Linked DNA regions of Homo sapiens: regions 2, 3, 4, 5 and 6 are each linked to region 1. A link is a contact called in ENCODE Hi-C or POLR2A ChIA-PET data. All regions are on one chromosome and are shown on one strand. Each heading gives the region's core, a stretch centred on a gene start or an enhancer-like site at or near the end of the contact. The rest is flanking DNA. Distances are from core to core; before and after follow the strand shown.

Evidence for each region. A loop is a pair of places that touch in the nucleus more often than their neighbours do. ChIA-PET counts read pairs that join two places held with the same protein, here RNA polymerase II (POLR2A). Pooled maps may share reads with other maps.
Region 2: a loop to region 1 is called in a map of CD8-positive, alpha-beta T cell, with 7 times the contacts of the local background. The contact joins the promoter of GNB2 here to the promoter of MCM7 in region 1. A Hi-C loop is called at or near these places in 5 of 168 maps with a recorded cell type or tissue (CD8-positive, alpha-beta T cell, naive thymus-derived CD4-positive, alpha-beta T cell and natural killer cell), 8 of 37 single-sample maps with no recorded cell type and 21 of 50 pooled maps. POLR2A ChIA-PET finds 5 or more read pairs at or near these places in 5 of 52 experiments (A673, GM10248, activated B cell and 2 more).
Region 3: a loop to region 1 is called in a pooled map, with 3 times the contacts of the local background. The contact joins the enhancer-like site here to the promoter of MCM7 in region 1. A Hi-C loop is called at or near these places in 1 of 50 pooled maps. POLR2A ChIA-PET finds 5 or more read pairs at or near these places in 2 of 52 experiments (T-cell and activated T-cell).
Region 4: POLR2A ChIA-PET joins it to region 1 with 17 read pairs in BJ. The contact joins the promoter of ACHE here to the promoter of MCM7 in region 1. A Hi-C loop is called at or near these places in 1 of 37 single-sample maps with no recorded cell type and 8 of 50 pooled maps. POLR2A ChIA-PET finds 5 or more read pairs at or near these places in 5 of 52 experiments (BJ, CD8-positive, alpha-beta memory T cell, activated B cell and 2 more).
Region 5: a loop to region 1 is called in a pooled map, with 6 times the contacts of the local background. The contact joins the promoter of ARPC1B here to the promoter of MCM7 in region 1. A Hi-C loop is called at or near these places in 1 of 37 single-sample maps with no recorded cell type and 9 of 50 pooled maps. POLR2A ChIA-PET finds 5 or more read pairs at or near these places in 4 of 52 experiments (A673, K562, activated B cell and 1 more).
Region 6: a map of naive thymus-derived CD4-positive, alpha-beta T cell shows a loop between it and region 1 (21-fold over the local background). The contact joins the promoter of PTCD1 here to the promoter of MCM7 in region 1. A Hi-C loop is called at or near these places in 1 of 168 maps with a recorded cell type or tissue (naive thymus-derived CD4-positive, alpha-beta T cell), 1 of 37 single-sample maps with no recorded cell type and 10 of 50 pooled maps. POLR2A ChIA-PET finds 5 or more read pairs at or near these places in 2 of 52 experiments (HCT116 and activated T-cell).

The regions. Positions count from the first base shown.
Region 1 is chr7:100,099,555-100,103,933 of GRCh38, forward strand. MCM7 (minichromosome maintenance complex component 7) reads right to left here and starts at 1,843. Exons shown (of 15, transcript NM_005916.5): 1 at 1,710-1,843; 2 at 460-539; 3 at 35-199. The coding sequence starts at 1,740. It overlaps AP4M1 (adaptor related protein complex 4 subunit mu 1), which reads left to right and starts at 2,089. Exons shown (of 15, transcript NM_004722.4): 1 at 2,089-2,218; 2 at 2,326-2,414; 3 at 3,121-3,227; 4 at 3,310-3,406; 5 at 3,855-3,965; 6 at 4,058-4,138. The coding sequence starts at 2,161. RefSeq lists enhancers at 1,038-1,197, 1,543-2,095, 2,118-2,167 and a silencer at 1,308-1,407.
Region 2 is chr7:100,670,536-100,674,989 of GRCh38, forward strand. It overlaps GNB2 (G protein subunit beta 2), which reads left to right and starts at 3,205. Exons shown (of 10, transcript NM_005273.4): 1 at 3,205-3,388. RefSeq lists silencers at 2,735-2,864, 2,875-2,954, 3,205-3,384 and enhancers at 3,815-4,024, 4,225-4,304.
Region 3 is chr7:99,577,284-99,582,024 of GRCh38, forward strand. No RefSeq gene overlaps it. Among named protein-coding and RNA genes, the nearest start is that of TMEM225B, 19 kb to the right of the region's middle. Within about 2 kb of position 2,966, at least 9 of the 41 ENCODE cell types and tissues checked have a DNase peak (open chromatin) inside an H3K27ac peak, as active enhancers do.
Region 4 is chr7:100,893,716-100,898,489 of GRCh38, forward strand. ACHE (acetylcholinesterase (Yt blood group)) reads right to left here and starts at 2,173. Exons shown (of 5, transcript NM_000665.5): 1 at 2,087-2,173; 2 at 1-537. The coding sequence starts at 517. RefSeq lists silencers at 1,965-2,014, 2,075-2,224, 3,447-3,526 and an enhancer at 1,990-2,610.
Region 5 is chr7:99,373,004-99,377,371 of GRCh38, forward strand. ARPC1B (actin related protein 2/3 complex subunit 1B) reads left to right here and starts at 1,727. Exons shown (of 10, transcript NM_005720.4): 1 at 1,727-1,778. RefSeq lists an enhancer at 307-807 and silencers at 1,108-1,987, 1,998-2,637.
Region 6 is chr7:99,436,105-99,440,355 of GRCh38, forward strand. PTCD1 (pentatricopeptide repeat domain 1) reads right to left here and starts at 2,694. Exons shown (of 8, transcript NM_015545.4): 1 at 2,588-2,694. The region is part of intron 2 of ATP5MF-PTCD1 (ATP5MF-PTCD1 readthrough); the gene reads right to left. CPSF4 (cleavage and polyadenylation specific factor 4) reads left to right here and starts at 2,839. Exons shown (of 8, transcript NM_006693.4): 1 at 2,839-3,081. The coding sequence starts at 2,979. RefSeq lists enhancers at 462-987, 2,284-2,573 and a silencer at 2,834-3,133.

The sequences.
Region 1 (4,379 bases), core at 593-3,092:
GCCCTTTGTTTGCCATTGTTCTCTAACCACTCACTTCCCTCTCCTTGTACTGAGGCAGCAGCTCTTGTACGGCATCAGCAAAGAGCTTCGCGTAGCGCCTGGCATTCTCACAAATTGAGTCCACCAACTCGGGGTCATCCTCGGCTACGTCGTCCAGGTCCACATACAGAGCCACCTGTTCCCGATGAGCCAGCCGAACCTCAAGTGGGGAAGAGACAGAAACACCTCAGAGCCACATTCACTTTGCTCACCAGTGTTCATATGTGAAAATGCATCACTGAGAACTCAGCACAGGCTCTGGGCATCCACAGGGGAGAACGCAGCGCCACACAGAGCGATACTCGCTTTTCAGCCCTCAAACCCTCTAATTGTTATGTCTTTAATAAAACAAGCCAAGCTGCTGCTTATGGCTCCTTAAGCACCCCGCTCCCCATTCCCTTTACCCAATCTTAGACTTACCAACTGGTTCCCATACTTGAACTGCTTCTTCCCGAGTTCATCATCCTGGTAGAACTCTTGTAAGAACTTCTTAACCTTTTCTGTAACATGAAATGTAAAACCGTAAGACACAAACTTTAAGACAAATCTTAGATACCCATTTTCGCTTAAAACACGACCTATGAACTAATTAATAATATGAGCATTTAAATAAACCTACCGAAGTCTCCCCAAAGTGGGCATAACTCTTTTTCACAAGTCTGTTTCTAACCAGCGAAGAATAAAGAGCCCGTGGCAGTGCACAGGGCCATCCAACATCTCCCCAGGGGAATTCCGGTCCCTACTTTAGTTTAAAATTCTAGCGCCCTTCCCCGTTGGCCCCTCACACTCCGGTCTCAAGGTTCTCAGCTTTCTTTCCACCCCTATGATCCCCCGCCTTCTTTGGGTCCCCTTAGCCCCTGATTTCACCGGGACCTCCGCCACCGCACCCCGCCACCGCACCCCACCCCCGCTCCCGCCATCGCTTCCGCTCTTAGTAAACAAAGAAGCACATGGGCCCGGATTCCAGCCGCTTCACAGCTCGGGATTCCTCCGCCCAGGGCGGGAGCCAGTCCAGCCATTGGCCATCACACCCAGAGACACCGCGATCCCAGCCCACTGCCGCCTTTCCCGGGCCCGAGCGAAGCTCCGGATCCCAGGCACGCCCCCCCGGGCCGCAGCTCTCTCCGCGGCCGCCGCGCGGAAGGACACTGTTTACACGACACTCCCTCCAGCCTCCTCGCGCCACTTCCGCCCGGCTCCACTTCCGCTCGGAGGGCGGCCTCAAACGGCCAATCCCGGCGCGCAGCGGCCCCGGCCTGCCCGCCCCCGGGGCCTACGCGCGCCTGGGGAGGGCGCGGGAACCTGGGAATGCCCAAAAGCGCGAAGGAAAGCGGGCACGGGAGCCCAGAGCCCTTAAGACTCTCCTGAGGTCCTGGGCGCGACTTTTCCCTGTGCAGCCCCCAGCCGGGTTAGCGCGCCCCCAAGCCCCCAACCCCACGACCCTAACACCTTTACCAGGTGGGATTACTAGCTTTTCTTCAACATCGATGGCCCCCCGCACGCTTCCCAGGCCCCGTGGGCCTTAGCCAGGCCGCAGCTCGACCCTGCCTCTGGCCTCGCGCACCCCAGAACCCGCCGACCCCGGTCCCCCAAGACCCCAGCTCACACCAACAGGTGTTCCCCGGGAGGCTCCCCGCGCAGGACGCCCTCCCGGGCTCGTAGACCCGTACCCTTCTCTAGCGCGTAGTCCTTCAGTGCCATCGCTGCCGAGGGCCGTGCGGCCGCGCTTGGCGGGCTCAGAGGTCTTGCTCCTGGGGAAGCTGAGAATCTCCGCGCGGTGGACTGTGGCCGGCCAACCGAAATTGGCGCGAAACGTCGCCCCCCACGTGACCGGCGCCACTGCGTGCGGGCCAATCGGACAAGGCGGCCTTCTTCACCTCCCGCTAGCCGCAAGCCAATCACCGTGCGGGCCTAGAATGAGTGACGGGGAGGCGGTGCGGGCGTCGGAAGGGAATCTCCGGGCGGGGTAGTGCAGGCGCCGGGTTTCCCGCGGTCCGAGCTGGCGCGGGCGGAGGAGAATCGCTCTTAAAGGGCCAGCGCACACGCGTTCTTTTGTTCCGGGGCCGCAGGGCGGGGCAGGCCCGACTTTCGCCGTCTTCTTGTCTACTCTCCAGAACGGCCATGATTTCCCAATTCTTCATTCTGTCCTCCAAGGGGGACCCGCTCATCTACAAAGACTGTATCCTAGACCCTTGGGGCTGGGAAGGGGCGGAGGGGCCGGGCGGGAGGGGCGCCCAGGGCCAGCCTGTGTCGCAGGATCCTTCACTGAGTCCTTCCACCCGCCAGTCCGCGGGGACAGTGGCGGCCGGGATGTGGCCGAGCTCTTCTACCGGAAGCTGACGGGACTGCCAGGAGACGAGTCCCCGGTTGTCATGGTAACCAGTGGCGGGAGGCGGGTGAGGAGCGGGGTCCCGTCGGGCCGGGTGGGCGCCAGCTCCCTCCCAGGACTGGTTCATTGGTAGATTCCACTTGGGGGGTGCATTCCGCCAAATAAAGCTAACGTGAGGCCCGGCGCGGTGGCTCACGCCTGTAATCCCAGCACTTTGGGAGACCGAGGCGGGCGGATCACCTGAGGTCAGGAGTTCGAAATCAGCCTGGCCAACATGGTGAAACTCCGCCTCTACTAAAAATACAAAAAAAAAAAAAACATAGCTGGGCGTGGTGGCGGGCGCCTGTAATCCCATCTACTCGGGAAGCTGAGGCTTGAGAATCGCTTGAATCCAAGAGGCAGAGGTTGCAGTGAGCCGAGATCCGGACACCGCACTCCAGCCTGGGAGACAGAGCGAGACTCCCTCTCGGGGTAGGTGGGGGTGGGGAAAAAAAAAAAAAGAGTCAATGGGCGCCAGCAACACACCAGGCCCAGCTCCCTGCGTGACTCCATCCTCAGCAACTCGGGGTAGTTAGTGTAATTAACCCCCTTTCCACATTGGGAAGCTGGGCCCAGGCATATGTCATGTATCTCCCAAAGGCACTGCTGTTGTGACTAGTAAGAGGCATCGGGATCCGAGCTCAGGTCTCCTGGGTTCTGATCACTCCACCTCCCTTTTTTTAACGCCTCTCTTCTCCCTGCCTGTGTCTCAGCATCACCATGGCCGTCATTTCATTCACATCAGACACAGCGGCCTCTATTTGGTGGTCACAACTTCAGAAAACGTTTCTCCCTTCAGCCTCCTAGAACTGCTCTCCAGGTGAGGAGGGTTGGGCTGGGCACCTGGTAGCTAGGAGGGGTCTGAGAGGAGGAGAAAATACACGCTCCAAGTGTTTCCTCAGGTTGGCCACCCTTCTGGGCGATTACTGTGGCTCCCTGGGCGAGGGGACCATCTCCCGCAATGTGGCTCTGGTATACGAACTCCTGGATGAAGTGCTGGTGAGAATCAACAATCCCCTTCTGTGGCCCCTACCCAATTCCCCTGAAGATACATCTGCTCTTCTACTGTGGGATGCCGTGGTTAGGAGGCCAAGTCTACCTTTTTTTTTTTTTTTTTTTTTGCTTTTAGAGACAGGGTCTTGCTCTGTTGCCCAGGCTGGACTGCAGTGGTGCAGTTATAGCTCACTGCAGCCTGGAACTCCTGGGCTCAAGCCGTCCTCCTGCCCCAGCCTCCCCTGTGCCTAGCTAATTGTTTATTTTTTGTAGAGACTAGAGTCTCACTGTGTTGCCCAGGCTGGTCTTGAACTCATGGCCTCAAGCCATTCTCCTACGTCTCGGCCTTCCAAAGCGCTGAGAGTACAGGAGTGAGTCACCATGCCTGGCCCCACTCCCCCTCTTTACCCCTTCCCTCCACTGATCACTCAGACTGTCCTTCCTTTACCACTAGGACTATGGCTATGTACAGACCACATCCACGGAGATGCTGAGGAATTTCATCCAGACGGAAGCTGTGGTCAGCAAGCCCTTCAGCCTCTTTGACCTCAGCAGCGTTGGCTTGGTCAGTAGAGGGAAAGAGGAGGGTGAGGAAAGAGAAGAGGGGTTGGCTGGGGTTGTCAGACCTGATGATTGATTGCTTTGGATGCTTTACAGTTTGGGGCTGAGACACAACAGAGCAAAGTGGCCCCCAGCAGTGCAGCCAGCCGCCCCGTCCTGTCCAGTCGCTCTGACCAGGTGAGGGAAGGATCCATGGGGTCAGACGCTCTGGTTTTGCTCTGGGATCCGGGAGTCCAAGATCTTAGGTCGGGCACAGCGGCTCACGCCTGTAGTCCCAGCACTTTGGGAGGCCGAGGTGGGCAGATCACCTGATGCCAGGAGTTTCAGAGCAGCCTGGCCAACATGGTGAAAACCTGTCTCTACTAAAAATGCAAAAAAAAAAAAAAAAAAAGAAAAAGATCTTGGCACATCTCCCACC
Region 2 (4,454 bases), core at 1,955-4,454, 570 kb after region 1:
AATAGCTTTGTAAGTGATATGGACATAATTGCCTAAAATAATGAAAACCTACAGGATTCTTTTTTCATTTTCCCTTTGGCATGTTTACAATTCCCTGCCCCACCAGGCAGATCATTCTGTGTGTGTGAGTGTGTGTACCCATTACAAAGACAACTACTATGTTCATAACATATTCGATTTGGAAAAAACAATTGTAGGCTGGGCACGGTGGCTGACATCTGTAATCCCAGCACTTTGGGAGGCCGAGGCGGGCAGATCACGAGGTCAGGAGTTCAAGACCAACCTGGCCAACATGAAACCCCATCTCTGCTAAAAATGCAAAAATTAGCCAGGCCTGGTGGCATGCTCCTATAATCCCAGCTACTCGGGAGGCTGAGACAGGAGAATCGCTTGAACCCAAGAGGCAGAGGTTGCAGTAAGCCGAGATTGTGCCATTGCACTCCAGCTCTGGGTGACAGAGCAAGACTCCATTTCAGAAAAAAAAAAAAAAGAAAAAAGAAAAAACAATTGTTTTTGAAAAGTGATTTGTAATGTCTTTCACAGAGACTAAATGAAGAGTATGTTTTGATACTTTTTAAAATATAATTTCATCTTTTTAGATTCTGACTCATGTGCACATGAATGTACCCATGTACATGGGTATATCTTGTGATGCTGAAGTTTGGGGTACAATTGATCCCGTCACCTGGGGTACAGTACCCAATAGGTAGTTTTTCAACCCTTCCCCCCTCTAGTAATCCCCCGTGTCTATTGTTCCCATCTTTATGTTCATGAGTACCCAGTGTTTAGCTCCTACTTATAAGTGAGAACATGCAGTGTTTGGTTTTCTGTTCCTGCAGAAATTTATCCACTTAGGATAAAAGCCTCTAGCTGCATCCATGTTACTGCAAAGGACACGATTTCTTCTTCTTTTCTTTTCTTTTGTTTCTTCTTTCTTTCTTTCCCTTCCTTCCTTCTCTCTTTTCTTTCTCTTTCTCTCTCTCTCTCTTTTCTGCATCCATGTTGCTGCAAAGGACATGATTTCTTCTTTTTTCTCTCTTCCTTTCTCTTTCCTTTCTTTTTTTCTTTCCTTCCCTTCCTTCCCTCCTTTTCTTTCTTTTACTTTTTCTTCTTTTGTCTTTCTTTCTTCTTCTTGAGTCAAAGTCTTGCTCTGTTGCCCAGGCCGGAGTGCAGTGAGTGGTGTGATTTTGGCTCACTGCAACCTCCGCCTCCCGGGTTCAAGCAATTCTCCTGCCTCAGCCTCCTGAGTAGCTGGGATTACAGGTGTGTGCCACCACGCCCAGCTAATGTTTGTATTTTTAGCAGAGACGGGGTTTCACCATATTGGCCAGGCTTGTCTCAAACTCCTGACCTCAAGTGATCCACCCGCCTCGGCCTCTCACAGTGCTAGGATTACAGGCGTGAGCCCCATCTCGTTCTTTCTTATGGCTGCGTGTTTTGATACTTTCAAATTACAAGGACTCAGTGAAGGCTATTCGTTGCCTTGAACTTCCCAAAGCATTTCCACAATCGATGGGGTTCTCAGTAAGAATCCGGGACTTGGAGGGCAGATGCTGTCAACATCCCCATTTAACAGATGTGGAAACTGAGGCCTAGACCTACGTTCTTGTCCCTTTACAGGCAAGGTCCCTGGAGGAAGGGGTTCATCTAGAGGCTCATACAGATAAACTGGAATGTACAGTAAAGTTTTGGCTGCCTGGGTTCATATCTAAACTCTGCAGCCTCAGGTCTCTTTCCACTATTAGAAAATGGGGAGAAGGCTGGGCGCGGTGGCTCACGCCTGTAATCCCAGCACTTTGGGAGGCCGAGACGGGCACATCACCTGAGGTCAGGAGTTTGAGACCAGCCTGGCCGACATGGTGAAACCTCGTCTCTACTAAAAATACAAAAAAAAATTAGCTGGGCATGGTGGCGGGCGCCTGTAATCCCACCTACTCCAGAGGCTGAGGCAGGAGAATCGCCTGAACCCAGGAGGCGGAGGTTGCAGTGAGCCGAGATCATGCCACTGCACTTCAGCCTGGGCGACAGAGTGAGACCCTGTCTCCAAAAAAAAAAAAAAGAAAAGAAAAGAAAATGGGGAGAATGTTAGCACTTAATTTCCCAGTATTGTGAGACTTAACATATGTCAGCCTGGGCAGCATAGCAAGACCCCACCTCTACCAAAAATTTAAAAATTAGCTGGGCATGGTGGCTGGGGCACGCCTGTGGTCCCAGGTACTAGGGAGGCTGAGGCAGGAAGATCACTTGAGCCGAGGAGATTGAGGTGGCAGTGACCTACAATCGCGTCACTGTACTCCAATTAAAAAATAAGTGTCGGGCCAGGCGCGGTGGCTCACGCCTGTAATCCCAGCACTTTGGGAGGCCGAGACAGGCAGATCACGAGGTCAGGAGATGGAGACCATCCTGGCTAACACCGTGAAACCCCGTCTCTACTAAAAATACAAAAAATTAGCCGGGTGTGGTGGCACACGCCTGTAGTCCCAGCTACTCAGGAGGCTGAGGCAGGAGAATCGCTTGCACCCGGGCGGCGGAGGTTGCAGTGAGTTGAGATAGCACTCCAGCCTGGGCGACAGAGAGAGACTCCGTCTCAAAAAAAAAAAGTGTGGCTCTCAATAAATGAGTTGTTATTTCAGTGGCAAGCCCTGAAAGGGGGTCTACAAAGGCCCAGTGGGCGAGGCTGAGGAAATGCCTGGACACGACCCTTCTCATGGCATTCCCGGGGCGCCCGCATCAGCCCCTACCCACTCCCGCTCGGGGACTTTCTCGGAATCGCGCTTCTTCTTCCAGCAGCCTCGAGGCCGGCCCCGTCCAGGTCTCTTTAGCTCCGCCCCCTGGTGAGGGGCGTGGCCTCCTCAGGGCCGGGGCGTGGCCCAACCGGGAACTGGGGCGTCGAACTCCCCTTCCCAGTCTGGAGCCACCCATTCCAGGCGGGGCGGGAGGCTGATCACGTGACCAGCGAGCGGTCTCACCCTCCTCATATGCCAGTACCACCTCCTCCAGTCCCAGAGGGGGGATGTCTTACTCCTTTCCGTGAAGCAAACCCTTTGAGTACGGTTTGCGTCCACAAAGCGTAGGGTGAGAACCTTGGGAGCGACTGGGCCCGTCTTTGCTCCCTCGGTGGGGTTTTGTCTCCTGGCTTCCCCCAAGTGCGAGGCAGTTGGTCTCGCCCAGCCGGGTCCTGGGCGCGGCGGCGGCAGCCGCGTCACTGGCGGGCGGGATCCCTCCGCTCTGGGGAGGCAGCGCTGGCGGCGGGGCTGGGGCCACTGAGGAAATCCATCCGCGCCGCCGCCGCCGCCGCCGCCGCCGCCGCCGCCGCCTCCGCCGCGGAGGAAGACAGCGCCGCCCGCGCACCGCCAGCGACCTCCGCCGCAGAGTCCCACCGCCACAGGTACCTTCGCTGGCAAAAGGAGTCCTCTCGCCCCCCAGCCCCAATTTCCCCCAGGGGAACCTCTCTTCCTTCGGTCTCCCGGGGCTGGCCTCCTGGGAGCGGACGTAACTCCCCAGACCTCCGCTCCCTTCCCCTCTTGCCCGGTCGCTCCCAAACCCGGAAGGGGAACTGGGGAACCCTCGCCCCCCACCGTGCGTGCGCTTCCCCGCACCATCAGCGAAGTTTTTGCCCGACCCCAGACCCCAGCCCAGCCCCGACTGCCTCTTGCTCCCTCGGAAGTTGGGGGGCTAAATTCCGGGCTTCCTCTAGGCCCCGCCCCGCCCCCTTTCCCCACCGCCACCCTCCCGCCTGCCCCCGGGGAGCACCCCTCGTGTCCTCCACTGTCGCACCCCTGCCGGCCCTCGCCTTGCACAACTCCAAAATCGGGGAGAAGCAGGCAAGGCCGCGCGCCACCCTTCCTTTCGTCTCCACCCTACCCACGATTTGGGTGCTGCCCGTGGTTTCTGGCCCCACTCGCCGAAACTGGAGCCCTCGGCGCCCTATTCCCTTTACAGATCCTCACCCCAAGCCCAGCTCCCAGGCGCCCGCCCCCCGCCCAGCTTTCTTTTAGGCAAAATGGAGGTCGTAGGGGCTGGAGGGCCAGGCCCACTGCGCTTCGCAGCGCCGCACCAGCCCGCGCCTTCCAGCTGCCAGATCCAGGGACCCTCCCGTCACTCTCCTGAGCCCCGCCAGACCTGCGGAGGCGGTTGCACCCTCATTTCTCTATGGAGCGCCGGCTGCTATATCCCTAGAGTCTGGGGGCTGCTGAGGGCCCTGGGGGGTGATGGGGACCGAGGGCTGAGAACGTCGCCCCCGCCCCCAGTTTCTTCCTCCAGCCGTGCTTCCTTCTGCCCTGGGCCTCCGGCGGTGCCGCCAGGCCTGGGCTGCTAGTAGGTGGAAGAGGCTTTGTGCGGGCCTGGGGGTTGGGTAGAGTAAGGAGTTCTGCCCGCACCCCCCATCCCCCGATTTTGAGGGTCACCCCTTGGCACTGGCGTAGAAAGCTGAACTTACAAGGAGGGGAAATGTC
Region 3 (4,741 bases), core at 1,716-4,215, 520 kb before region 1:
AAAGGAATATTTTAGTAAACATACCCCAGGCCAGGTGCAGTGGCTCACGCCTGTAATCTCAACACTTTGGGAGGCTGAGGCGGGCAGATCACTTGAGGTCAGGAGTTGGAGACCAGCCTGGCCAATGTGGCGAAACCCAGTCTCTACTTAAAATAGAAAAATTAGCCAGGCATGGTGTTGCGTGCCTATAATTCCAGCTACCTGGGAGGCTGAGGCGCAACAATAGCTTGAGCCTGGGAGGCAGAGGTTGCAATGAGCCGAGATTGTGCCACTGCACTCCGGAGTGAGACTCTGTCTCAAGAAAACACAAAAAAACAAAAAACAACAATATACCCCAAAGTGATGTTGGTATTACACAGATCTCAAAACCCAGAGAAGTTTGATAGCTCTTCATTCCCTAGTACATCGCTGATGACTCACTGTCATTAGTTTGCAACTGATCTCAAGTGCTCCGAGAGCTCTCTGGGATACTAGGAGAGAATATCCTGAGATTTTTTTAGGGAGCTAGTCAAACCCCTGCTCTGAAACAGGGTTGGACAGTTTTGACAATGGCAGGTCACAGGTCAAAGCTCTCAAATTTCATATGTCCTGTCAAGATACCGCTGCTGCCATCACTAGATTTGCATTTCCATTACACCGTGACCAAATTTACTCTTAATATTTTTCTGATAACCAGAACTTGCTGGTGGGCATGTATCCTTGCTAAGAGTCACTATCACCTCTGGTTATAGCAGTGGAGCAAAGTGGTAATGGGAAAATTCCTAGGTTTTTGGCCTGAGCAAAAGGGTGGATAGAAGTAGATGACAGGTGGGGAACACGGGGAGAGGGGCACGGAGAGTTTTAGCAAAAGAGCTAGCATGTCAAGGCCTGCATGTGAGAGTATGGCACTTTCCAGGTAATAAGTGAGGTATGGAGAAATGCCTCACTGTAGGATGTAGTATGTGGGCAACTGAGGAGGTTGAAGAACCAAGTTCAAAGGAGGCCCCTAGGGATTAGAGAACCAAGCACTATAGGATTCCCACATCTAAAAATGTTGCCTTCATTCATCCATTCATTCAGTAAACATTTAGCAGTGTAGGACTGGCATTGTTTCAGGAGGGATGCCCTGGATTTGGAGATCTTAACATGTAACTAGAGAAAACATTGGCATCCTGGGCTGTGGTGGGAACTAGCACCCGAAAGGTAACTCTGCTGGAGTCAGCAAACTGACATCTGTCCTTTTTCTAACATTTGTATCATATGAAACCACTTTTTTCTTCTTTTTTTTCAAACAGAATCTTGCTCTCTCGCCCAGGGTGGAGTGCAGTGATGTGATCTTGGCTCAGTGCAACCTCTGCCTCCCAGGTTTAAGTATTTCCTGCCTCAGCCTCCTGAGTAGCTGGGACTACAGGCACCTGCCATCACACCTGGCTAATTTTTGTATTTTTTGTAGGGACGGAGTTTCACCATGTTGGCCAGGCTTGTCTCAAACTTCTGACCTCAGGTAATCCACCCGCGTCAGCCTCCCAAAGTGCTGGGATTACAGGTGTGAGGGAATCACATTTTATATTCCCTTCAAAATACAAGTGTGTGAAGGAACCGGTGTTTTAATCCAAGAGTGTAAGAACGATTTCAAACAAATGGCACCCTTTACAAATAAAGAAACTACATACATTTAAAGCTTTATTTTGTGGACACTTCCTATTTACTCTCTGTTTTTAGAAAACTGTTAGCTATGGCTGGGTGTGGTGGCCCACGCCTGTAATCCCAGCACTTTGGGAGGCTGAAGCGGGTGGATCACAAGGTCAGGAGTTCAAGACCAGCCTGGCCAACATGGTGAAACCCCGTCTCTACTAAAAATACAAAATTAGCCAGGCGTGGTGGTGCTGTAATCCCAGCTACTCTGGAGGCTGAAGGAGGAGAATCGCTTAGAACCTGGGAAGCAGAGGTTGCAGTGAGTCGAGATTGCGCCACTGCACTCCAGCCTGGGCGACAGAGTGAGACTCTTGCCTTTAAAAAAACAACAACAACAAAAAACAAAAACGGTTAGCCTCTTGTATGTGTGTTTCATTTATGTTTATACATTTACAACCTGGGCATAATGAAAGCATTTGTTTTGTCTTTTCCCCATTTGCTCATATTACAATGACACAGTCTTCCTCCATTGTCCTTTGTGGGTGCAGTTAGATGCCCTCGCTCTGGTATGAGCAGGCCAGGGTTCAAATGCTGCCTTTGTTACATACCAAGTGCAGCTCTGGCATTTAGGATGGTAAAAAACAAAACCACCACCTGCACAGGACCGTTGTGAGGATTAATGAGATAGTGTCAGTTTAAGTGCTCCATAACTGGTAGTTGCTGTTTCTGAGTTTATCAGGAAACCCCTTATCACGAACAATTTGTCTCCTTAATCTTTTTTCTTCCTTTTCTGCTTCAATACATCTCATGCCTCTGGCAAACCCATACTCCTGGCCGGCTAGGTGGTTGGCTCTTGGCCCCTTCTCTAAGGCTTTTCTTGCCCGTTCCCCCTGCCTATTTATAGGTGGTGCAAAAGTAATTGCGGTTTTGCCATTTAAAAAATTGCAAAACAGCAATTACTTTTGCACCAACCTAATACACGCTCCAGGCCAAGCTGGGAGATGTTGGGGTGCACACAGGGAGAGGAGGACAGGCTGGCCTGTGGGTGAAGAGCGCGGGCCCCGCAGGGTCAACCCGGCCAGTGGTCACGAAAGGAGGTGGAGTGGGGGGAGGCGACATAGGGCAGGAAGAGGGGAGGACAAACGGGGTTCACATGGGGACCGTGGCGATGACACGGAAGGGACAGCCAGTTAGAGTCTAGGCCCACTTAGGCGATGAAGGGCAGGTGAAGAAATCCCGTTCCATCTTCCTGCAGTCCTCCCTTGGGGAGTCCACATCCTATCCTTCTCTGGACCGGGGCGGCTCCTGGAGGGACCGCGATCGAAATGAGGCCTCCGAGCCGCCCAGAGACTCCGAAGTGCGCGCAGCGGACCACGCGGTTTCCATGCGCCCCCTAGGGTGGGTGGGCTAGCTGTGCGCCCCAGTGCGGAGAACGGAGGAGGGGTCGGCCCCGTAGCGGCTGGAAACGCAGTTGGCGGCGGGGCCCAGCTTGCGGGGCTTCTGATCGCAGGGGCGGGGCCCGCCGCCGGTTTCTAAGGGCCTGGCAGAGTTCCTGCAGTCACGGTCAGGGGTCTTTGCTTTCGTCCATCCCCTCCTGGAGAAAGAACGCAGCTTCTAACGCCTTCTCGGTTGGGCACCCTTCTTGGGAAAGCTCCGCCTACCATTGCCCTTGTACCTGCCCTCTCTCTCCCTTTCCTGAAGTGACTGCCCGTCTCTAGCATCGTGTTGTGAATGTGTCGAGATTTTGGCGCTGCAGCAGCATCGGAGATTGGATCCAGCCCACGGAGAGGTCCCCAGACTCCATTTGTCCGCCCCAGGGCAGGGGCCTCGGAAGAGCAAGGGGGAGGAGCTAATCTAGCCGGCTGATCTTTGTGGCTTAGACAAAATTTAGAGTTTATTTGTCCCTCTGACCATGCTCTCAGATCAGATGGACAAGATTAGCCTTACACTTAGAAGCGTTGTGGTGCAAGACTAGTGACTTTTTTTTTCCCTTCCTTCCTTCCTTCCTTCTTTCCTTCTGTCCTCCCTCCCTCCCTCCTTCCCTCTCTTCCTTCCCTTTCTCCACCCCCCACCTTTTTTTTTTGAGACAGGGTCTCACTCTGTTGCTCAGGCTGGAGTGCAATGGCATGATCATAACTCACTGCAGCCTCGACCTCATGGGCTCAGGTGATCCTCTCACCTCAGCCTCCCAAGTAGCTGGGACTACAGGCCCACACAACCACGCCCGGCTTTATTTATTTATTTATTTATTTATTTATTTATTTATTTATTTATTTATTTTTAGAGACAGGGTCTCACTATGTTGCCTGGGCTGGTCTTGAACTCCTGATATTAAGCTATCCTCTCCCCTTGGCCTACCAAGATGCTAGGATTACAGGTGTGAGCCACTGTGTCTGGCCATGACATTTTGTTTTTTTCTTCTTTGTAACCTCAAGCTGTAGCCCATGTCAGTAAAGCCTGTTTCCTCTCTCGCTGTGTGGAACAAATCTGCAGCAGTGCTGTCTAGCTCTATTGTGAGGATCTGTTATACCAGCACCTGTTAACTTGCTTGGCATTTGGAGAAGCTAGGTAAATGTGTGAATGAATAAATGCACGAACCCAGCCAAGTATGTCCCATGAGCCAAGTACAAGAAGAGTGGACTCTTGTCCTACTCACACTCTCCTTCATCGTTAGGAAAGTGGCATTTTTCTACCCAAGGCATAAACTCTGAGAGTGGATACAATGGACAGGTCAGCCACCTGTTAAGAGAAATGGAAGTTAAAAGATTTATAACATTTTGATTTCAGTCTGCTGTCCCACCATTATCAGGTGTATGGCCATTTAAAGAAAATGAAGTTGGGGCCAGTCACGGTGGCTCACGGCTGTGATCCCAGCACTTTGGGAGGTTGAGGCATGCAGATCACTTGAGGTCAGGAGTTTGAGACCAGCCTGGCCAATATGGTGAAACCCTGTCTCTACTAAAAATGAAAAACAAATTAGCCGGGTCTGATGGTGTGTGCATGTGGTCCCAGCTACTCGGAGAGGCTGAGGTGGGACAGTTGCTTGAACCTGGGAGGTGGAGGTTGCAGTGAGCTGAAATTGTGCCACAGCATTCCAGCCTGGGCGACACAGTTAGACTCCATTTCC
Region 4 (4,774 bases), core at 923-3,422, 790 kb after region 1:
CGGCCTGTACCAAGAAGCGGCCATCGTACACGTCCAAGGAGGAGGCCCCACTGTAGAAGCCACCCCCATAGATCCAGACGAGGACAGGGGTGGGGGATGTAGGCCGGGGGTATGGTGTCCACACGTTGAGGTACAGGCAGTCCTCGCTCAGCTCACGGTTGGGGTTCCACATCTCGGTGCCCTCAAAACCTGGGTATAGGGTGTCCACATATTGGTAGCAGACACTCTGGAAGGTTGTAGCGTCTACCACCCCTGACCAAGGCTGCTTGGGCTCCGGTGGCAGAAAGCGACGGGGTCCCATGGGTGGCTCCGCAAAGGGGATGCCCAGGAAAGCAGAGACAGGGCCCCCGGGGGTCTTCAGGCGAATGCCCCGCAGCCGGCCCCCACGCACCGTCACCAGCAGCTCTGCATCCTCCCGGCCCTCAGCCCCCACTCCTCCACCCAGGAGCCAGAGGAGGAGGAGAAGGAGTGGGGAAGCCAGGGAAGGCGTGTGCAGCAGACACTGCGGGGGCCTCATGGCTGCAGGGCAGGCGGCGTCTGCTGGGAGAAAGAAAGGGAAAGGGTGAAGGGTCGGTCGAGAAGCCAGGAGGGAGGAGATTAGGGCACTGTCGGCCCAAGGGTTATCGCTCAGCTGCAGAGGAGGTGGGGCAGGTTGGCAAAGATGAGGGGAGAGAGGGAGGGAGGGAAGGAGACAGGCAGAGACAAGGACACAGGCCAGCGGGCAGGAGGGGAAAGAGATCAGGCAGACACCCATATCCAGACAAATGCAGGGAACAGAGAGGAGCACCCTCTCTGCTCCGCAGGGGTCCACTGCCCTCACCTCTTCCCGGAACTGGGCCGGGCCCAGCTCGTGCAGTGAGGGCACCAGAAGCCTCAGTCCACGAACAGGCCACCCGACAGGGCGCGGCCTCACGGACGGGCAGCGCCGCTGGGGGAGCTTGCGGCGGCCTGAAGCGCAGCCCCGCTCTCCTGGGTCGGCCAGACCCGGGGCCCTGGGGGGCGGTGGGCTGGGCATTCAGGGTGTGGAAGCCTCAGGTCCCGGGGTCCCCCAAATCCTGCCTAGTCCACTCCCCACCCAACCCTGCCCCTTCTCATCCAATGTCTGGCACCGAGCGCTGATGCCCGCGGGTTCCCATCAGCTGCGCACGCTCCCAGCCCAGCCCCAGCAAACAGGCTCGCCAGCCCGCGTCCCCCAGGACTCGAGAGCCCCCCATCCGTCTGAAGCTGCCGTGCACGCCGCCGCCGGCGGAGGGCAGTAGAGACCGAGAAAAGGTCGGCGCTCCCCGCCCCGAGCCAGGAGCCGGGAACTTGGGGAGGGGGCCTGGGGGCTCGAGGGCCTTGCAGAGCCGCCTGAAGGGCGAGCCGGGACGCCTGCGTTCCCGGGACTCCGGAGATCCCCGGCTGCAGGGGCGGGGGCGCTATTTTGGGGGCAGCAGCTGCTACGGTTCCGGCATCTCCAGCCAAAGGATCAAAATTCCCCGGGTGGGAACTCCCCCCTCTCCCGCCGGTCACTCCTAGCCCAGCCCCCGCCGCCCTGAGCGGGGGGTGGTGGTGCTGCTGGAGATTAACTAGGAAACCCGAGTGGCGCTAATTATAACTCGGGGCTTCCGCCGAGCCTCCCCTTCCCAAAAAATAGAGATGGAGTCTCCGCGGGAGGGGGCGTCCTGGGCCTCGGAGGGGGCCTCTGCGGGGCGCTGCGCAGGGGCGCTGGCTTGTGGCCCTGGGGATGGGGGTGCCCAGCCCGGCGCCGGGAACCTGCGCAGCTCGGGTACCGCCCCAATTAGGGGGTGTCTTCCAGTGGCCCCGGACTAGGGAGCGATCGGGGAAGGGGTGCTCGGGGGTCCCCGCGGGAATCGGAGCGCAGAGGCGGCGGCCGTTCCCGCGGGCTCGGGCTCCTGCGTGGGCGTCGGTGAGTGTGAGGCGGCCGGGGAAGAGTTCCGGACGAGTGCGGGGCAGCGGAGGGCGGCGCGGGGCAGGCCCGGGGAAGCGGGAGCCGTCCCGTTAGGGGGGCCTGGACCCCTCGGGGAGCGCACGGTGCCCCGGACCCGGGCCTTAAGGAGAGTCCCGGGCGGGGAGGGAGACTCACCTGAGGCGGCCGAGCCGGGCCGGGCCGGGCCGCGCCGGGAGCTGGAGGCGGCCGATGTTCCCCGGCGCAGGCTGAGCCGACTCTGACAGCCGCCGCCTCCGGCCCCCCGCACACACCCCCTCCGGGCCTCACAGCGCCCCCGCCCGCCCCCGCCCACTGTCTCCGCCCCCGCCCCTCCCCGCTCTCCCGGGTGGCCACCTCCCCTCTCTCTCCCTCCCTTGGAGCCGAGACCCGGAGACCCCGGGGCCCAGACGCACTCCAGTGCCAGACGCCGACCGACGACAGAGCGCAGTGACAGACGCGACCCAAAGACCTGCAGCGGCGGAGTAGACACCCACGTGACAGACAGACGGACAGAAGCCCGTGGAGACAGACACGCGCAGACGGACGACCTCATGCAGTGACAGGCACAGACAAACGCAGGGACGACTTTCACAGACGGACGGACACACTTGGACACCCTGTCGGTCTCGCTCGAGGCTGGTGAAGTTAGCGCAAGGCCAAGGGGTCATGCATCCCCGGCCACGACACAGACGGGTGGCATGGGAGGAGAGGCATGTGGGAGTGTGGCAGAGTACCGTCCCCTTAGGGGTCCAGGTGGCACGGGTGCAGAAAAGGTGACGTGGGACACTCCTGGGGATGAAAGGACACCTGTGGGAATGGAGATGTAAAATGGGATCGCTAGTGGAAATGAGGTGGGAGGGCATGGAGACAGGAGACCCCTGGGGGAGGAAGGGGTGACTTGGGACACCTGAGAAGGCAGGACAGCGTGGTAGCACGCGCAAGGCTGCTGGGCGAGGCCGCACTCCGCGGCGGCAGTGGAAACTTCTGGAACCCCCGCGGGTGGGTCTGTGCTGGTTCCCTGACGGGTGACTTCGGACTTTCGTCACCAGGGTCCGGTCGGGGCATGACATCACCAGGCCTAGCATTCATTGGCCACGCGGCTGGCAGGTGGGAGCGGCCTGGCTCGGGCGCCCCCAGCCTGCTCCGAGGGGCCTGACCCGCGCAGATTGCCCCCCGCCCCGCCCTCCAGGAGTTCACCCGTGTGGACAGGGCTGCTGCAGCGGGGTCCCCACGACCGAGGTGCATGCGGCAATACCGCGCGGCGCCTGCTTCCTGGAGGCGGCCGGCTCAGGAGCCCCCGAGACCCCGCGTGGGAGAGCGGCCGGCGCAGGCCAGCGTCGGGCGTGCGTGCGCGCGCGCGGCGGTGCGGGGCGCGGCGTGGGGTGGGCGCGTGCGCACACGCTCGCTCTAACCGCCGCGCGCCCCGCAGCGCCCCGCAGCGCCTCGGGCACGCGGGCGCCGCCGCCAGGGACCGCGGGCACCGGGTTGCGGGGCCTCGCAGGGGTTGAATCCGGAGTCTTGCCAGTCCCTGGGCCGCGCGGTTCCCGGCTCTCCAAGCTGGGCGGGCCCCACGCCCGCTCGCCCCACGGGAACCGGGTCCCGCAGGCACGGTCACCCGCGCTCCGCTCGCTGGAGACGGCCGCCAGGTGGCGCAAAAAGCAGCCACTCGGGCCTCGGAGACTGGGCTGGGTTGGGGGTGTTGGGGAGGTGAACCCCTCGCCATCTGTGCCCACTGTCTCCGGCTTTCCCCGCCCCAATCTCAGGCAACCCCAAATCCCCTGCCTGGACACCGAGGCTCCTTGTATCCGGCCTTCAGCGTTCTGGCCGCACTAGTTGAAGGCTCCTCACTGGCCAGACCATGTGCCCTAGTTGAGATCCCTGAAGAGCAGATGTAAGGGCTGTGCATGGGGGAGGGGACAGGAGGGTGGATGGTGGGTGTTGCTGCGGGGGGAATGAATCTGAGGCAGGTTTCTAAGCGTGGTAATTATGAATTATTAAAATGATGGGGCCGCGTGTGGCCCCTAGTGCGGTGCCTGTAATCCCAGCACTCTGGGAGGCCGAGACAGGAGGATCGCTTCAGTCCAGGAGTTGGAGACTAGCCTGGGCAACATAGCGAGACTCCCTTCTCCGCAAAAAAATAAAATGATGGAAACAAACTGTGAACGAGTGCTCTGAGGCCTGCCCCAGTCCTGAGGCTTTAGGGATTTTTGGCCCTGCTAGTGATGAAGGCTTGCCCCTGTCACCCTCCAGACGAACTGTGCCACGCAGGTGTCACCTAACCTCTGTCGTCACGAGTTTCTAGGCCTGTACAATGAAGATAGGGAGGGCAGGGATAGTTTATCACCAGGGTTATCATTTCCTGGAACTATCCCTCTTTTCACCTTGAGCTCTCAGCAACCGTTGTCAACACAGGCACCTAACCTGTCAAGCCAGGAGGCGTTTCCCTACATAGTCTAGCATAGTAAACTCCCCACCCTCCACAGCTGTCACTGCAGGGATGTCCTTGATTTTTCCCATTTCTTCTCTCACCATTTCTGTTTATCCAGGAATGAGCCTTGCTTCTACTACCAGTTCTGCCAATTCAGAGAATTTCCCTACCCCTCTTTTATCTCTGTCTCCCACCTTGGAAGGAAGCGCCATTTTTTTTTTTTAGACAGAGTCTCGCTCTGTCGCCCAGGCTAGAGTGTAGAGATGATGCCATCTCAGCTCGCTGCAACCTCTGCCTCCTGGGCTCAAGGATTCTCCTTTCCCAGCCTCCTGAGTAGCTGGGACTAGAGGCGCCTGCCACCACACCTGGCTAATTTTTGTATATTTAGCAGAGGTGGGGTTTCACCATGTTGGCCA
Region 5 (4,368 bases), core at 477-2,976, 730 kb before region 1:
ACCACCGCCTGTGTTTGCTGAGGTTGCCGACATCTGTCTGAGAAAATACGCAGGAGCAGCAAGGTTGGGGGGGCTCAGAAAAGTTCGAGCACTTCCTGTGTGCACACTGTATGACCCGATTCACACACCTGGACACATTTAATCCTCCCAACTACCCTAGGGGGTCGAATTCAGTGGAAAAGAGAGCGGCGGCTAAGGGCACCTCCAATGGGGAGGGTGTCGGGGCAAAGCGACCTGAGACCCCCAGCCACATACTGCAGGACAAACCAATGTCGGCAGGTGAGGACAGGGTGGGAATAGTGTTCCAGGCAGAAGGAACAGCGAGTGTCAAAGCCTCTAAGCCTGACAGGGTGGGAGTCTGGCCTCGGATCTCCAGAGATCCAGGAAGACCCTGCACAAATACTAGAGAGAGGGGTCTGAAGGAGAGAAGAGGAGGGAAGGTTTTTGTTGTTGTTTGAGAGGAAGTCTCGCTCTGTTGCCAGGCTGGCGTGCAGGGGCCCCATCTTGGCTCACTGCAGCCTCTGCCCCCGGGGTTCAAGCAATTCTCGTGCCTCAGCCTCCCGAGTAGCTGGGATTACAGCAGCGCTCCATCACGCCATGGGGCTCCTTGCAGCTAATTTTTTTTTTTTTTGAAACAGAGTCTCACTCTGTCGCCCAGGCTGGAGTGTAATGGCGCGATCTCGGCTCACTGCAACCTCTGCCTCCTAGATTCAAGCGATTCTTCTACCTCAGCCTCCCGAGTAGCTGGGATTACAGGCATGCGCCACCACGCCTGGCTAATTTTTGTATTGTTTAGTAGAGACGAGGTTTCACCGTGATAGCCAGGATGGTCTCGATCTGAGCTCGTGATCCTCCCGCCTCGGCCTCCCAAAGTGCTGAGATTACAGGCGTGAGCCACCGCGACCGGCCGAGGTAAGGTTTTCACTGGGGTCTCTTCCATCTGCCTGGCCGCCAGGCCACGTATCCACTGAAGAGGCAGAGGGTCAGGATGGGAAGACTCCGGGGACCACCTAGCCCAAGACCCGCAATCAGGCGGCTCTGCAAGGCTAACCGGGTAACTTAAAGAAGTGAAGCCGATTGACGTAAAACAGAAAGGAAAGAAGTTAACTGGCCGGCCAGCGTCAGCAGGGGCGGCCAGTGTCACCCTGCCCGGGGACAGCACCCCTGTTTCGTGGCGAGGACACGGAGGGCCAAGGGGGCGGGGCCGGGCTGCCCTGGCCACGCCCGGACCGCCTGCTCCCCGCCCAGGGCCTGCACAGTTGGCGCCCACCGGCATCAGCGTGAAGGGAGCTCCTCGCTGGCTGCCGACGGGGCTGCAGGGCTCGCTAGCCGCTCACCTGCGTGTGAGCGCGGAGCCCGCAGTACCCGCCGTCCGGGCTCAGAGGACGTGACTCCCCGACCCTGCGCCCGGCAGTCCCCGGGGGCCGTGCGCCCGGCCCAGGCTCGGAGGTCCAGCCCAGCGGCGGCTCAGGCTGCGCGCCTGGCTCCCAGCCTCAGTTTCCCCATTGGTAAAGCATTGACGGTGGTTGCGGACGGCTTCTGCGGACAGAGCCTTGGGCTCCGACGTCTGCGCGGGTACCGGCAGCACCCCCACCCCGAAGGGAGGGCGGGACCTGGATCTCGCGACCGCTGCCCCAGGTCCCCGCCCCCGGGCCCTACCGGGCTGAGGTCGGCAGGCCCCGCCCCCCGCCCACGAGGAAGTGGCTGCTGCTCCGGCGCGGAGCCCAGAGCCGGTTCGGCGCGTCGACTGCCCAGAGTCCGCGGCCGGGGCGCGGGAGGTGAGGGCCGTGGGGGCGCCCGGAGGTGGGGGTCAGGGGAGCCACCTGGAGGTGGGGGGGCGCGTAGATGTGGGGCGCCGCCTGGGAGTGAGCGGGACTGGAGGGATGAGAGGGGGTGCAAGGAGGGGACCGGGGGGCGCCTGGAAGTGAGGACGCATAGATGTGGGGCGCCGCCCAATAGGGGCACGGGGATGAGTGGGGGCACATGGAGAGGAGGGGGCGCGGGGACGAGGGGCTCACGGAAAGGAGAGGGAGCCCTGGGATTGGAGGGGGCGCGGGGGTGGCCGCAGGGCCAGACTGTGGAAACGCGGGCTCCCAGCGCACCGGGCGCCCTCGGGGCGTCCCCAGCCCCCGGCCCCAAGCTTCCGCCTCGTGCCTTCCGCCCCTGCTCCCCGGCCCCCATCCCCAGCCTTGCCCCGCGGTCGGTCGGTGTAGCCCCGTTACTTCGGGCCGGCGGGGCCCCACACCCAGTCACTTCCCCTCCATCCCCGGAGCCTTCCGGGTTGCAGCCGCCGGGAAATGAGCTGGCGTCTCCTGCCGCCCCGCCCCTGCCCTCCTGGCCGCTCCCGCTGCTCCCACCCGCCTCCCCCGGGCCAGGTCCGAGGGGTCCCGTACGGGGCGGGCCTGGCTGGCGGGGTCCCGGAACGCACCCCCTCAGCTGCAGGGCTCCGCGGCCAGGGCAGATCCGAGCAGCCCCTCCCTTTCCGGAGGCGCTGGGAGAGCAGCCAGGCCGCCTAGGGCGGGGCGGGGCCGGGCTGCACCCGCGGGCAGTGAAGGGATCAGGAGTGCAAGCCTGGGGAGTCAGACCTCCCCCTGCCTCCTCTGCCAATGCAGCCCGGAGGCTACCACCACCCATCCCGGCCGGGCGCGGTGGCTCACACATAGAATCCTAGCATTTTGAGAGGCCCAGGCGGGAGGATCGCTTGAGGCCAGGAGTTGGAGGCCAGCATGGACAGCATTGCGAGACCCTTTCTCTATTAAAATAAATAAATAAAATGTAGCCAGGCGCTGTGGCTCATGCCTGTAATCCCAACACTTTGGGAGTCGAGGTGGACGGATCACTTGAGGTCAGGAGTTCGAGACTAGCCTGACCGACATGGTGAAACCCTGTCTCTACTAAAAATACAAAAATTACCCAGGCATGGTGGCACGCACCTGTAATCCCAGCTACTCAGGAGGCTGAGGCAGGAGAATTGCTTGAACCCGGGAGGCAGAGGTTGCAGTGAGCCGAGATCACGCCATTGCACTCCAGCCTGGGCAACAGAGCAAGACTCCGTCTCAAAAAAAAAAAAAAAAGCCACGTAACATGCCTGTAATCCCAGCTACTTAGGAGGATGAGGCAAGAGAATTGCTTGAACCTGCCTTGGCAGTGAGCCAAGACTGTACCACTGCACTGCAGCCTTGGCAACAGAGCCAGACTCCGTCTCTAAATAAATAAATAAAATCTTAGGGACCTAGGTAGGAGTGCCAGCTTCTCCCTTCACTGGCCAGTGACTGGTAAGCCACCCAACTCCTGCCAGCCTCAACTTTCCTTATCTGGAAAATGGGAACCTTAAAGACTGGGAGGCTGAAATGCAATACTGCAAGACACCTGGCAGCGTGTCAGGCGCTGACAGTATAAACGTGCGTTTGTTGCTCACCTTGATCATAGTGTTCCCCCAGGTGAACCTAACTTCCTGGCCTCCAAGATTTGGGGTCAGAGTCCCAAGCTGCGTCATTTAGTAGAAGCCGAGTGACTTTGAACAAATCGTTGCTTTTGTCTGAGCCTGGGTTTCCTCCTGTACAAACTGAAGGTAAAAAGCAAACAGGCTGGGCGCGGTGGCTCACGCCTGTAATTCCAGCACTTTGGGAGGCCGAGGCAGGCAGATTACCTGAGGTCGGGAGTTCGAGACCAGCCTGACCAACGTGGTGAAACCCCGTCACTACTAAAAATACAAAATTAGCCAGGTGTGGTGGTGGGCACCTGTAATCCCAGCTACTCAGGAGGCTGAGGCAGGAGAATCGCTAGAACCTGGGAGGCGGAGGTTGCGGTGAGCCAAGATCATGCCGTTGCACTCCAGCCTGGGGTTACAAAGCGAGACTCTGTCTCCAAAAAAAAAAAAAAAAGCAAACAAAAAATGTCTCAGGCTTGCTTCAGGGGGAGAATGGTGAAAGGTCTGGGTAAAATCGCCCTGATAGATGCCGGTAAAGTTTGTTTCTTACATATGTCTGTACATAATCCATTGATAGGTCTTTTTCTTTTTTTCTGGAGTCCGGGTCTCATTGTGTTGCCCAGGCTATAGTGCCATGGCTTGATCATAACTCACTTTAGCCCCAAACTCCTGGGCTCAAGGGATCCTCCTGAGTAGCTGGGATTACAGGTATGTTCCTCCATGCCCAGCTAATTTTTAAATGTTTAGTAGAGGTAGGGTTTTGCTGTGTTGTCCAGGCTGGCCTCAAACTCCTGGCCTTAAGCGATCCTCCTGCCTTGGCCTCCCAAAGTGCTGGGGTTACAGGCATGAGCCTCCACGCCTGCCTTATACGTGCTTTCTTTTTTTTTTTTTTTTTTTGAGACAGTGTCTTGTTCTGTTGCCCAGGCTGGAGTGTGGTG
Region 6 (4,251 bases), core at 1,444-3,943, 660 kb before region 1:
CTGGCTAATTTTATTTTTTGGTAGAGACAGGGTCTTGCTATGTGCCCAGGCTGGTCTTGAACTCCTGGACTCAAGCAATCCTCTCGCCTCGACCTCCCAAAGCACTGGGATTACAGCAATGAGCCACCATGCCCAGCCTAAAGTATTTTAGAGTCTGGTTATATTAGAAGGTTGCGATTGGAAAAGTCTTACAAGTGATGGCAGATTGAACAGATTAAAAACTAGGCCCAGTAGGTCAGGAGCGGTGGCTCACGCCTGTAATCCCAGCACTTTGGGAGGCCAAGGTGGGTGGATCCCCTCAGGTCAGGAGTTCGAGACCAGCCTGACGTGGTGAACCCTATCTCTGCCGAAAATATAAAAATTAGCTGGGCGTGACAGCGTGCCCCTGTAATCCCAGCTACTTGGGAGGCTGAGGCAGGAGAATCACTTGAACGTGGGAGGCAGAGGTTGCAGTGAGCCAAGATCGCGCCATTGCACTCCAGCCTGAGCGACAGAGCAAGACTCCATCTCAAAACAACAACAACAACAACAAACAAAAAACTAGGCCCAGCAAGGGGAGAGACTTGCTGGGGTCCTGCAGCAGTGCAGTGGGTGAGACTGGCCAGCTTGGGCTGGGCTGGCTTTGAACTCAGGTCCATGTAACGCATTGATGATTGTCCTGACCAGCACCTTTTGTGAAACTAGTGCAGGGGGCCTTTATCATTCTGCATCTGGCAAGCCCTGCCACTCCTTCTTACAAGCATGGTGTTTATGTAATTTTCTTTTTTGTGGAATGGGGTCTTCATGTTGCCCAGGCTGGAGTGCGATGGCACAGTGGAGTGCAAATGCACAATCACTGCAACCTCCAACTCCTGGGCTCAAGTGATCCTCCTACCTCAGCCTCTCAATTAACTAGCACTACTGGTGCACACCACCATACCTGTCTAATTTTTTGTATTTTTTTGTAGAGATGGAGTCTCCCTATGTTGCCAGGCTGGTCTAGAACTCCTGGCCTCAAGCAATCCTCCAGCCTTGGCCTCCCAAAGTGTTGGGATTGCAGGCGTAAGCCTCCATGCCCTGCCTTACGTGCATTAATTACAATACACAGAATTACAAAACAAAAAGCAATGATATTGAAATGGCATCAAAATGCTTTAAAAACAAATTTCTGCTATACTAGTATAGATGCTTATTTTCAATGCATGAAATAACAAGACCCTATCATAATTTCTTTTCTTTTCTTTTTTTTTTTTTGAGACAGTCTCTCACTCTGTCCTCAGGCGTGACCTCGGCTCACTGCAATTTCCGCCTCCCGGATTCAAGCGATTCTCCTGCCTCAGCCTCCCCTGGAGCTGGGACTACAGACGCATGCCACCAAGCCCAGCTAATTTTTGTATTTTTAGTAGAGACAGGGTTTCACCATGTTGGCCAGGATGGTCTGGATCTTTTGACCTTGTGATCCGCCCGCCTCGGCCTCCCGAAGTGCTGGGATTACAGCCGTGAGCCACCGCGCCCGGCCGACTCTATCATAATTTCAAAGCAGTAATAAATGTAAGTGACAGCTTAAGATACCACCTTGTAGTTGCTGCACAAACTGGGTTTTTTTGCGTCTCACTCTGTCACCAGGCTGGAGTGGGGTGGTACAATCTCGGCTCAATGCAACCTCTGCCTCCCGGGTTTAAGCCATGCTCATGCCTCAGCCTCCCAAGTAGCTGGGATTACAGGAACGCGCCACTACTCCAGGCCAATTTTTATATTTTCAGTAGGGACGGGGTTTTGCCATCCTGTCCAGGCTGGTCTCGAACTCCTGACCTCACGTGATCCTCTCGCCTCAGACTCCCAAAGTGCTGAGGTTACAGGTGTGAGCCACCATGCCTGGCCCTGCACAAACTGTTATCTGGAACTATCATTTACACTCACCCTCACAGTTTCAGGCACTGCTAAGGCTGCTCCAGCAATCAGGAAAGGAAATGCTATACTTCACATAGAGAAAAATAGGGGTGCATTTTGTTCCTACACAAGCTCATTACCCCACCCTGGTTAAAAAAAACCCTGAATTAGGCTGTATAGTGGCTCATGCCTGCAATTCCAGCACTTTGGGAGGCCCAGGCAGGAGGATCGCTTTGGGCTTGGGGCCAGGAGTTCGAGACCAGCCTGGGCAACATAGCAAGACCCGCCACCCGCCCCCCCAACCCCGCCGTCTCTACAAAAATTAAAAATAAAATTTTAAAAATTAGCCAAGTGTGGTGGTGCAGCGTCTGTAGTTCCAGCTACTCGGGAGGCTGAGGTGGGAGGATCGCTTGAGTCTGAGAAGTTGACTGCAGTGAGCTATGATCGTACCCCTGTACTCCAGCCTGGGCCACAGAGCGAGAAAAAACCCTGAATTAGAGACACGCTGCGGCCGTCCTTCCTCGGAGAGACCCGCCCCTCCTCAGAGGCCCACCCGGACCCTCAGGCCAACGCCGACCCCTCTCCACACGGACTTCTGCAGCCTCAGTTTCCCTCCTCAGACGCCCCCGGCTCCAATCCCGGCTCGGGCACTTCCTTCCCCTCTGGCGTGTCTTGGCCCGGGTCCCGGGGCTCCTGCGAGGATCACACAGGAACTCACTTGAAGTGTCCGGCGCAGTGCACTCCGACGGGGAGCCCTGCCCGGTCCCCGCGGCGAACCAGTCTCTTCCTCGGGTCCCCCTCTCCCCAAGCGCGCAGGCGCAATCCGCGTCGCCGACTCACGCGGCTGGTTTCAGGTTTCTGGCGAGGCCGGTGTTCGGCTGGCGGCTAGCTGGGACTAGCGGAACGGCGGAGTCTCGATTGGCAGTGCCTGGACAGGCGCAAGGGCCGGCGCGGGCTCCGGGCGCTCCCGGCATCCCTCGGGCGGCGGCGGCGGCGGCGGCGAGGCGAAGCGAAGGAGGAGTGTGTGCGGCGGGGCCGGCGGCGGGTAAAGGCGAGAAGGCTGCAGGAGACCGAGGGGGAGCCGGGCCGGTGGGGCCGCCGCCGCCGCCATGCAGGAAATCATCGCCAGCGTGGACCACATCAAGTTTGACTTGGAGATCGCGGTGGAGCAGCAGCTGGGGGCGCAGCCGCTGCCCTTCCCCGGCATGGACAGTGAGCGCGGGGCCCGGGCGGGAGGGCAAGAGCGACTCGAACCCGGGACCCGCTCCTCTGTGATCCCGGGACTCCCTCGCCTCGGTCCTGAGACCTCCCCCGGCTTCCTCTGGATCCTGGGACCCCTCCCCTTTGGTCGCAGGACTCCTCCCTCTAGGTCTTGAGAGTCCCTCCCACCTCCTCCGGGTCCTGGGATCCTCCCCTTTAGTTACCGAACTCCCTCATCTGTGGTCCCGAGACTCTTCCCACTCCATCCTGAGACCTCCTCTTCTGGATCCCGGGACGCTCCCCTTGGTTTCAGGACTCCTGACTCCCAGGCCCCCATTTCCACCGTCTGGGGACTCCTTTTACCCTCACTCGGACTCAGGAGTTCACTGCCTCGGATCTTTGGCCCTCTGCGGCTGTTCAAAGGTAATCTGTAGGAGGGTAGACCTTGTCTGTTCGCTTAATTCTTGAATAAGGGTGGGTTATCCTGGATTGGAACTCTCCCTCAACACTCTCCCAACTGCAGGAGAGTACTAGGATATCACACCCGCTACGTTGAGCGTCTCTTCTTGATTTCATCAAAACTAGGCGGTTGGAGGAGATGTGCTGAGGGAAGGACCACCTTTCTGTAGGAGACCCCAGCTAGACTCTCAAACTCCCTTCTAGGACTCACTCTCCTGGGAGCTCATCCCTAGTTTTTGGCCCGTCCCTACTTTTTTCTGGACCCCAACTCTGAGTTATTCATCACACCCAGCAGCTGGTGTGGACCCTTGGCCTGAACTCCCTTCACTGCTCCCCTTCATATGGTGGCTCCTGGCTTCCCACCTCCTACTCGGTGGGATATCTTGTACTTTAAAAGAAACCAGTAGTTTTCTTTGTGTCTTCTTTCCTATCTGGACATACTTGAAATCTAATGCTATAACCTTAAAGTTTGGGGGCTTGTGGAAGTCACTGAGTTCAATCCACAGATGGGGAAACTGAGACCCAAGCGGGGGAAGGGACTTGCTGACAATCACTCAGTGCATAGCAGAGGCGGGCAAGCTCTCCAGTGTTGTGTGCTGTCGCCCACAACTACCAGCGGGGTCTCCCACCGCTCCCAGCAGCCTCACTCCCCTCAGGCGGTCACACCTTCTCATGCACATGTGACCTCTGAGTCTGTCCCTTTATGTGTTTTTGTTGTTGTTG